2 separate regions of the Homo sapiens genome follow, and region 2 is linked to region 1. A link is a loop called in an ENCODE intact Hi-C map of the cell type or tissue named here. Cell type or tissue: gastrocnemius medialis. All regions are shown on one strand. Region 1 overlaps PDE4D (phosphodiesterase 4D). Region 2 overlaps PDE4D (phosphodiesterase 4D).

Evidence for each region. A loop is a pair of places that touch in the nucleus more often than their neighbours do. Peaks named below come from ENCODE experiments on the same cell type or tissue, not always from the same donor. Only the 100,000 strongest peaks of a DNase experiment are listed, where the experiment ranks them.
Region 2: it touches region 1 in a loop (2.6-fold over the local background); 27 of 110 quality-filtered maps call a loop at or near these places.

What each region holds. Positions count from the first base shown.
Region 1 is chr5:59,387,567-59,392,566 of GRCh38, forward strand. All of the region lies in intron 1 of PDE4D (phosphodiesterase 4D), which reads right to left. Among named protein-coding and RNA genes, the nearest start is that of MIR582, 310 kb to the right of the region's middle. In gastrocnemius medialis, a CTCF peak has its summit at 2,682 (motif pointing right); no DNase peak of the experiment used is centred here; H3K27ac peaks cover 1,952 bases.
Region 2 is chr5:59,489,407-59,494,406 of GRCh38, forward strand. All of the region lies in intron 1 of PDE4D (phosphodiesterase 4D), which reads right to left. Among named protein-coding and RNA genes, the nearest start is that of MIR582, 210 kb to the right of the region's middle. In gastrocnemius medialis, no CTCF peak of the experiment used is centred here; no DNase peak of the experiment used is centred here.

The DNA.
Region 1 (5,000 bases):
TGGTTAGGATTCTTTGTTCAGTTTTATAAACCTCGTACTGTCATGACTTCATTAACCCAAGGCTAAGCTGTAATTCTAAAAGGTATATATATATTTAAAAATTGACAAATAAGAATGTATATATTTATGATGTAAAACATTTTATTTACATAGATGTATACATTGTGAAGTGGCTAAATCAAGCTAATTAATATATACATTACCTCACAAACTTATCTTTTTTTGTGGCAAGATCACTAAAAATCTACTCTTTTAGCTATTTTCAAGTATGCAATGTATTGTTGTTAACTATAGTCACCCTGAGGTACAATAGATCTCTGGAACTTATTCCTCCTGTTTAACTGAAATTTTGTGTCCTTTGACTAACATTGCCCCAGTCTTCAGCCCCCACCCATCAGCCCTGGTTAACAACCATTTTATTCTGTTTCTATGAGTTTGACATTTTTAGCTTTCACATTTAAATGAGATCATGTGGTGGTTGTCATTCTGTGCCTGACTTATTTCACTTAACATAACGTCATCCAGATTCATCCATGTGATCCCAAATGACAGGATTTCCAAAATATATAAGGAACTCAAAAAGGTCAATAGTATGAAAACAAATAACTTGATTAAAAAACAAGAAAAGGATCTAAACAGATGTTTCTCAAAAGAAGCCATACCAATGGCCAACAGGTATATGAAAAAAATGTTCAACATCACTTAATAATCAAGGAAATGCAAACTAAAACCACAATGAGATATCAACTCATACCTGTTAGTACAAAAAAGATGAAAGATGGCAAGGATGTGGAGAAAAGGGAAGATGTTTACACTGTTGGTGGGAATGTATATTCACATAGCCATTATGGAAAACAGCATCGAGGTTCTTTAAAAGCTAAAAATAGTACTACCATATTATCCAGCAGTTTCACTACTAGGTATATATCCAAAGGAAGTGAAATCAGTGTGTCAAAAAGATATTTGCACTCCCATGTTCATTATAGCATTATTTACAATAGCAAAGATACAGAATCAACCTAAGTGTTCATCAACAATGAATGGATAAAGAAAATGTGGTACACACACACACACACACACACTCACACACTAGAATTCTACCCAGCCCTGAAAAAGAAGGAAATCCATAATAACATCTTTTATTTTGGATAGAATGGACATCAAGGGTATTTGTGACAGATATACCATGAATGACATGAACCTAATATTAAATATTTATTTTTGTTGATGTAAGGAACATTAATAGCCTAGAAACTATAAGTTTTAAGATTTAGCTTAGGAACTCAAACGATGTAGCAAATATATTTCATCATGATTTGATCTATCTATATCAATCTTATAAAATTGTGTGAGCATGAGGTTTTGGGGATGAAGAGATAATGGAATCAAATTTTAGCTTTTACCCCCAAACCTTCTAGACTTTAATTGTATATTATGTAAAATGTAAGTATTTAAAATATGAAGTTCATGAATGGGTTCATGAGTCAACCGCAGGGGAGTTGGTGAAGCCCCTGAAACTATATGAAAAATTGTGTGTACATTTACATTTTTCAAGAGAGATTTGATCTAGTCAAATTTTCAAAGCACCCTGAGATACCCAAAAAGTGATAGACCCCTTAAAGAGATAATCTCTAAGAATTCTGTCTCCTTTTTCATTAACAGTTTTATAAGCTTTCTTATGAAAAGTATGTCATGTTTATGATATTTAGTAATTTCTTTGCTGAGCCTTCATTTTTAGCTATTCAAGAAATTTAAAAGTAAATTGTAAATATTACAATTAGTTTCTAAGGATTGTTTAAAATATCATTAATTATATAAAATTTTAATATATATTTTCAGTTCTTCAGCTAGGACAGACAGAGCCTCTTTAAAAGATTTTATTTGATGCTGGGAAGGGTGCTGGGAAAAGAGAACTCCTATACACTGACGATGGGAATGTATATTAGTACAGCCATAATAGAAAACAGTATGGAAGTTTCTCAAAAAACTAAAAATAAAACTATCATATGATCCAGCAATCCCACCACTAGGAATTTATTCAAAGGAAAGGAAATCAGTATATTAAAAGTACACCTGCACCCCCATGTTTATTGCAGCACTATTCACAATAGCCAAGATATGGAATCAACCTAAGTGTCCTTGATGGAACTGGAGGTCATTACAATAAGTGAAATGAGCCAGGCACAGAAAGACAGATATGGCATGTTGTCACTCATATGTGGGAGCTAAAACAGTGGATCTCTTGGAGGTAGAGAGTAGAATGATGGTTACCAGAGGCTGGGAAGAGAGAGGTGGGATGAAAAGAGGTTAGTTAATGGGTACAAGCATATAGTTAGATAGAAGAAATAAGTTCTAGTGTTCGATAACACAGAAAGGTGACTATAGCTAACAATAATTTATTGTATATTTCAAAATATCTGGAAGAGCTGAAGTGTTCCCAACACAAAAAATAATAATCGTTTGAGGTGATGGTTATCTTAAATACCCTGATTTGATCATCACACATTGTATGCATGAATCAAAATATCACATGTACCTCCTAAATATGTATAATTATTATGCATCAATACAAATATTTACAGTAAAAAGGAGATTTGAATTGTAAGAAAAAAAGAGAAGAAATTCTATTTTTGCAACTTATAATAGTTATTATTTGTGTGAGATACTCACTTGCCCACAAGATGGCGCTCTCTAATTTTGGATATACTATTTTCCCAAACCAATTTCTCAAGAAGTTATTTCTAAAGTGTTCTCTTCCCTGAAAAATAATATTTACAATAAATTATTCTTCACTACTGTTTGATTTTCATGCTTGAACATCTAACAATGCATGACAAAGTATATGTTAATGTTTTTGTGTGAGTGGATTGATGAATGGATGTTTCAGACATTCACAGAATGTTTACTAAATTTCTGCTGCATAAACAGCTTTGCACAGTGGATTTATAAACAAAGAAACAAAAGGTGTTAAAGTATAAAGAGCAAATCAGGGTTACTATTTTTCAAGTTAATATTTTTATATCCAAGAGTTTCATATTTAAATGAAAAATGATTGTTATAGACATGTAAATGTACAGCAAAGAGAAGACATCGGTTCAGTTAGGTAAAAGACCTTATAAGTTGTTGTGACTTATGAAGAACTTTAAGGTTTGTATGAGAAGGAGGTAAGGGGAAGATATTTAAGAGGCGGCAAATAACATAAGAAATAGCTTGAAATTATGTAGTCATGCCATCCCAAAATAAAATGGCCTCCCATTAGATAAGGCTAGATGAGTTACAGAGGGTGGTAAAAGTCACTCCAAGAGGAAGAAAAGGTAACTAATATTTACTGAGAACATAATATAACTCATACTGTTATTTAATGATCTTTCCCCACCCTTGAAAATACGTGGATGTGCCTCTTATTAGAGTGTTAGAATTATGGTGCTATATTTGGATATTTTGAGTAGGTTGCACTTCCCTAAATGTTGTACTAAATCCCAGTATACAGTCACCAGAGGAATAGAGATTTCCCAGAGAGGAAATCAGAGTTAAGGAGGTGAGCCTTAAGTAAGCATAGGAGGAGACTAAACTTCTCTGTCTTGATTCTCAATCTCTTGAGTAATGACTATGTCTTGTGGAGCCCTCTCTTGTGGGAAAGTTAAAGATGGCCTCTGCTGTCCAGTGTGAAGAGGGAGTCAGAAGAAGAGTTTCTCCTAGGGGACTTCATTTGAATAAGATATCTCCTATGATAGAACAAATTATCTAGTTTCATGTTACTTTGATTCTACATAGTTTGTCAGTAAAGTGTTGCTTTAAAATTCCTGCTTTGTCTCAGCTGTTAAACAAAGAAAAGGATTTTTTTAAAACCCACATTTAGATCAAATTGACTTAAAAAGAGTACCTGTCTGTCCAAAGGATGATGGTAGTGAGAACAACAATGAGAAAGACCCTGAAAAAAAGAATTCTGCTTCTCACTGATCTCTCTTTCTTCCCTTATTCCCCTAAAGTCATCTCCAAATTAGGAGTCAGAGGGATCTTGTTAACATCTGTTTAAAGGTCTTTGTTTAATAAGGCAAAGCCACTAGTAAGATGAATAGAGCTCTGAGTCCCCTTCTGTTTCATCTCCAACTTTTTCCCTTATTCTCCACTTTGCTACTTCACTCCAGCCACCAGGACCTTCTTACTGTCCCTCCATGATGGCAGGAGGACTTTTTGTACCTCCTTCATGTTTGCTCACATGCTACCTTCTGAATGAGGTCTTTCCTAACACCACTTAAAATTCCACCACCCACCACACACACATTCGTTAACCTCTTCTCTAATACACTTTTCTTCATGGTATTTATCACAAAATCTTCCCCATACATATTTTTAAATATAGATATATAAATAAATATATATTTCTATATATTACATATATATATAATATATAAATTATTTTCATCTTTCACTCCCAGCTGGAATATAAACTCCACAAGGGTAGAATTTTTGTCTGTTTCATTCACTGCTGTATTTTTTTTTACAGTACAGAGAAGAAAGCTCAGAACATAGTATGCCTTCTGTGATAATCCTGAGTGTGAACTTGAGTGGATGGAAGGATACAAAGTATTGATCCTGGGTGTGTCTGTGAGGGTGTTGCCAAAGAAGATTAACATTTGAGTCAGTGTGCAGACCCACTCTTAATCTGGGTGGGCACAATCTAATTAGCTGCCAGCGCTGCTAGAATATAAGCAGGCAGAAACATGTGAAAAGAAAGACTGGCCTAGCCTCCCAGCCTACATCTTTCTCCCATGCTGGATGCTTCCTTCTCTGAAATATTGGACTCCAAGTTCTTCAGTTTTGGAACTTGGACTGGCTCTCCTTGCTTCTCAGCCTACAGATGGCCTATTGTGGAACGTTGTGATTACGTGAGTTAATACTTAATAAACTACCCTTTATATATATGTGTGTGTGTCTATATATATATATATATATATTCCATTAATTCTGTTCTTCCAGAGAACCCTAATATACCTTGT
Region 2 (5,000 bases), 100 kb after region 1:
TTTCTTGATATATCAGAATTATTCCCTAATTAAATGAGATTTAAGGTGATAAATGGAATTACTTTGTCTTTTAGACCTCCATATTTCTCTGGAGAATTACCTTACAAGGTTTAAAATATGTATATTAAGGAAGCCCACTTGGAAAATACAGAATTGTTTGGCTATTTAAATGAAAGCAGATACATGGTGTTTCAGTATTCTTATTGTCTTTATGGCTTCAATGCTCTCAACATTTGAATTAATAAGATTTGGGGTGCCTTAGCTGCATGGAAGAATCCTTATTTGTTTCCTTGTGCCCACATTAAAAAGAACTCAAAATGACTCATTAAGGAAAAAAGAAACTTGCAATGAAAGAACTGTTGTGTGGGTGAGTCCCAAGGGAGACTTGACAATATCATGCAATTTTCAGTTTTCTCCCTATTTCTTTATATTTTAATAACCTACCAGTTTTCTATAGAGCACATCTTTCTCCATGCCGTTGTTTTCTTACACATATAGTAATGATAATAGTTATCTAAGATTTCAACTTTAAAAAAGCATGTGTTTAATAAGATCTCTGGTATTCCTCTAGAGATAGTAAAATTATAATATCAGCACTGCCTTAATAACAACATTTTAATTGTTTATTACTTCCAGTATAGTAAAAATATCATTTCGCAAATATTTGCTTAGCTCTTTGGACTCTCTCATATGGCTACAAAGATGAGATACCCTTACAATTATCTCATTTTACAAACTGATTTTCTTTTTCTTTCTTCTAAAGCAACTGTGGAGTAAGTATCCTCTTAAAATAAATTTCATATGCTAAGTGATTTTCTAAAAAGTAGGTGGTTGAACTTAAACAAAAATATTTTAAAATATTTAATATATTGGCTGTTTCTCAACCCTACCACTGCATGCAAAATAGCTTTTCTTTTCAGGTGACCATAGCAAATAAGTACTAAGTAGCTTCTTTATACTAATTGCTCAGTCAAATGCTTTCATATGCTTTCATCAAATGCTTTTATCTCATTTTTTAAGAGTCTTATGAGATAAATATTATGATCTCCACTTTGAAGATGAAGCTGGAGACATAAATAACAGCTATAGAAAAGAAAGAAAACCAACTAAAAACAGTTTCTGAACTTAAAAATAATCCATGCAGGTAATTCATGTTCATACACATAATGTAAACCACTTAGAAATGTAGTATTTCTTTATATGTTACATGCCTCATTTGTCATCTTTGTGCATCCCTTCAGACATCTGCATTTGTGTACTGCAATGACTAATAATAGTAAATTAAAGTAAAATAAACTATTATAACCAAATTTATCTTGTTCCTTTGATGTGGTACAGAAAATAATTAAACAGGTAAAGATATAATACATTTTTATGTGCCAGAATCAATTGGCAACTGACGTGGTACCACGAAAGTAAAAGGCTCATTTCTCCCACTATAGAGAAACTCTAGGCAATGTATCTCTATCCAGATTAAGTCTTCAGGGAGTACAGAGGAAGTATACATAGTGGAGGGAAAGAACATGAGTTCCACGATCCACGTATAGACGATCAAATCTTAGCCCTACTTACTAGCAGAGTGAGATTGGCCAAGATTATTTCTCTCTGAACCTACCTTTCCTCAGCTTGAACACATATGGCCTAACATATATTTCAAGCATATCTGCAATATTTATATTTAAAATGATATGAAGCAAACTTTACCTATAATGACATTAGTTACTCTTGGGAGATGATTATGTATGTGATTTTATATTGCCCTGTGCACTTTTCTCTATGTTTAAAACATCTCATTATTCTTTTTAAAAAGAATAAAATGAGTAAGTAAATAACATAAAGTTGATAATAGCTACTTCCAGGGGAGGGTTCAGATAAACTGAAATCAGATACCATATATAAAGCAGATACTGCAAAGTAGGTAACTCTCAATTTTTAGCTCCCTTCTTTCTTGTTTTCTTGGCAATGCACCATTACCTTCTACCTCATCAATTTCATTCATGAGATTGAGCAGTGACTTTCCAGTAAAGCAAGTTATCATATTTGATGTCAGTGGTGATTGATACAATGCTAATTAAGTAGCTACATCACAGGAAAACCACATAACATTGAAAGCATATTTCATTTAAACATTTTGGAAAGCTTTCTCTGTAGTCTCATTGTGAATAGTAACTGATGCCTTGGTTATGCAAAATTCAAGTATTTTCCTCAGTATTTCTCCAGAAAGATGATATAAAAATTCACCATACTTTCAATGTCACTATTTAACTATATGTATATTCACACAGATTCAAAAGAATCATGAATACCTTATTTCTTACTTAATCTAACTATCTAATAACAATAAATGTTATAGTTAAATATAATGTATAAGATATAGAAATTGCTCTTTATCGCTATACTCTTCCTGGTGAGATAGCAGGGATAATGGATAAATTTTAGGTTGCCCAGGCAAGAAGCAGATAGGAGAAATAAGAAAAAGCTGTAGCTTTATTTACTAAAGTTAGGATGTTTTGCTCAAATATGCAACCCAGATACCCATTCAGGATTGAGGCATTCATTCCCCCAGCAGCTGGGAGTCTTCTCAGCTAAGTCTCTCTCCTGGAATTGCCTTTATCCAAAGAGAGAGAAATCTACTGCACACAGGTGTTGATCTTAAGAGAACCCCACCCCCAAACAAATTTCTTGGGCCTAAATCTCTGCCTCCAAGTCTGTTTTCTAGAGAATCTGGCTTACGGCATGTTGCATCACCTCTTTCTTCCTTGAATGCCCATGAAAACCTTGAATACAAGTATCCATGATCCTGAACATGGTTTGGTTTTCTAAAAAAATTTACTGGGACTATCCCATCTGTACATTCACTGACAATAAATGATGTAGAACATTCACTAGAGAATTTATTCAAGATTACCTACTTATATTAATCCAGAAATAATATAAGAAATGCTGTCTGATTAGGGAGAGTGAGGTTGCTCACACTTGGCACCTGACCCAATTTCTACAACATTTTACTTGTGCCAGTACAGACCTATGTTGTTCTTTTTGAAGAGTTAAGTGTATATACATAGGAACATTGCTCATTTCTATTTACTCAGAAAATCTAATTTTCCTCCAATGCACTAAAAACAAACAGGAGGCCCAGTGAGATTAAACCCTCAAATTAGTGTGAGAATACCTGGTTTCTTTTTTACTGCCCTCAACTGAATTTCTCATCACCTGGAGCTAATTTTCCAGGGTACATGTGCTGTGGAAATAATACCAGGGAAGTTTATTAGTGTAGGGAACTGATAGGTCTATTATATGTTTAGGCTGTGTCCCCACCCAAATCTCATCTTGGATTGTAGCTCCCACAATTCCCATGTGTCCTGGGAGGCAATCGAATTATGGGGTGGGTCTTTCTCGTGCTGTTCTCATGATAGTGAATAAGTCTCACAAGATCTGATGGTTTTATAAAGAGGAGTTCCCCTGCACAAGCTCTCTCTTTTTGCCTGCCACCATCCATATAAGACGCGACTTGCTCCTCCTTGCCTTTTGCCATGATTGTGAGGTCTCCCCAGCCATGTGGAACTGAGTCCCTTAAACCTCTTTTTCTTCCTAGTGTCAAGGGTGTCTTTATCAGCAGTGTGAAAATGGACTAATATGATCTATATGGTCAATTCAGTGAGAGGTGTCCATTGGCTAAAATTGTTTATATACTTTTAAAGGCTTAAAAAAATTAATTGTCAGATTGGTACCAAACTCTGAGTTTTTTTATTGCAATATTTTAGGCATTTTGGCAAAATATACACTGGGGACCCAGAAAAAAGACTATTCTAAAAAGAATGAAAACCTCTTATTTTGCAGGTGGCCAAAATCCTTTGTTAAGATTCAAAAATCCGTGTACTAAAGCAGTTCATAACACATCTCTGCAGAAACATGATCAGATACAGCTTCTCAATGTATATACGTAAATGCCTTGCAATAAGGCAAAATGGTTAAGAATGTCATTTTAAAAAAGCATGTTCTAAACACTGGAATCGAGTTTACTATTTGGTAAACAGTTCAATATACTGTAATAAACTAGCTCACAATGAACCAACAAATTAATGTAAAGTTGTTAAAGCACAGTAAGTTCTCATTTTTCCCATCTACTCTGTTTCTCAAGTTAAACTGCCTATTAAATAACCAGAATCTCATCCAGTTATATTCATAAATACAAGTTAAATACATTTTTCTCTAACAACCAGCAACTCAGTTTTAGAGACCAAATGATAGGTGTCCTGGTGATTTAAATACATAATTACAATGTTTTAATGTATAGGTAAATTACTAAGATCAGAAACTGAATGAATAACGAGAGAGATGTGGCAGGATATTTTAAGATCCATCATAATAGGTAGGAAGAGTGATTCTATTTATTTGTGAAAATGCATTACTGTTTAAGTTCGATTCATGAAGCTATACAAACCCCAAATGTCACAGCATTATGGGAAAAGGTGGAACATACGTCTGAGCATAAAACAGTGATCTAATCACATCTGACCACATTACGAAATAGTTTTTTTCCAAGTTATAATAAGGATTGCTTCAAAAAATAAATGGCTTACTATAAATGCATGATAATAAGATAAAAACAAAATGAGCTTTGGAAACTTGGCTTTGACCCTAGTAACCCCAATTAAAATTAGAGAAATACTTCCTTTGACAGTTTATGCTGTGATATCAAAAATACAATGCAACTCAGGGAGACAGAATGTAATGCTTTGGGTGTTGCTACCTGGTGAGTTCAGACCACTGGCAGGAAGGAAAATGTCATCTAAGCTGCTGAAATTGTTTGTACTCCACTTGTGAATTTGCAATGTGTCAGATATGTAATAAAGGCACTTTCTAGAAGTCGTATAGCCATTAAACTTCCTAGGCATTGCCATGTTAGTATAATGATGGATTGCAGGTCTCAAAAATAAATACTAGCAAGACTAGAATTAGGATACAAATTCAGCTCCTGAACATCTGTTAGGGAAAGT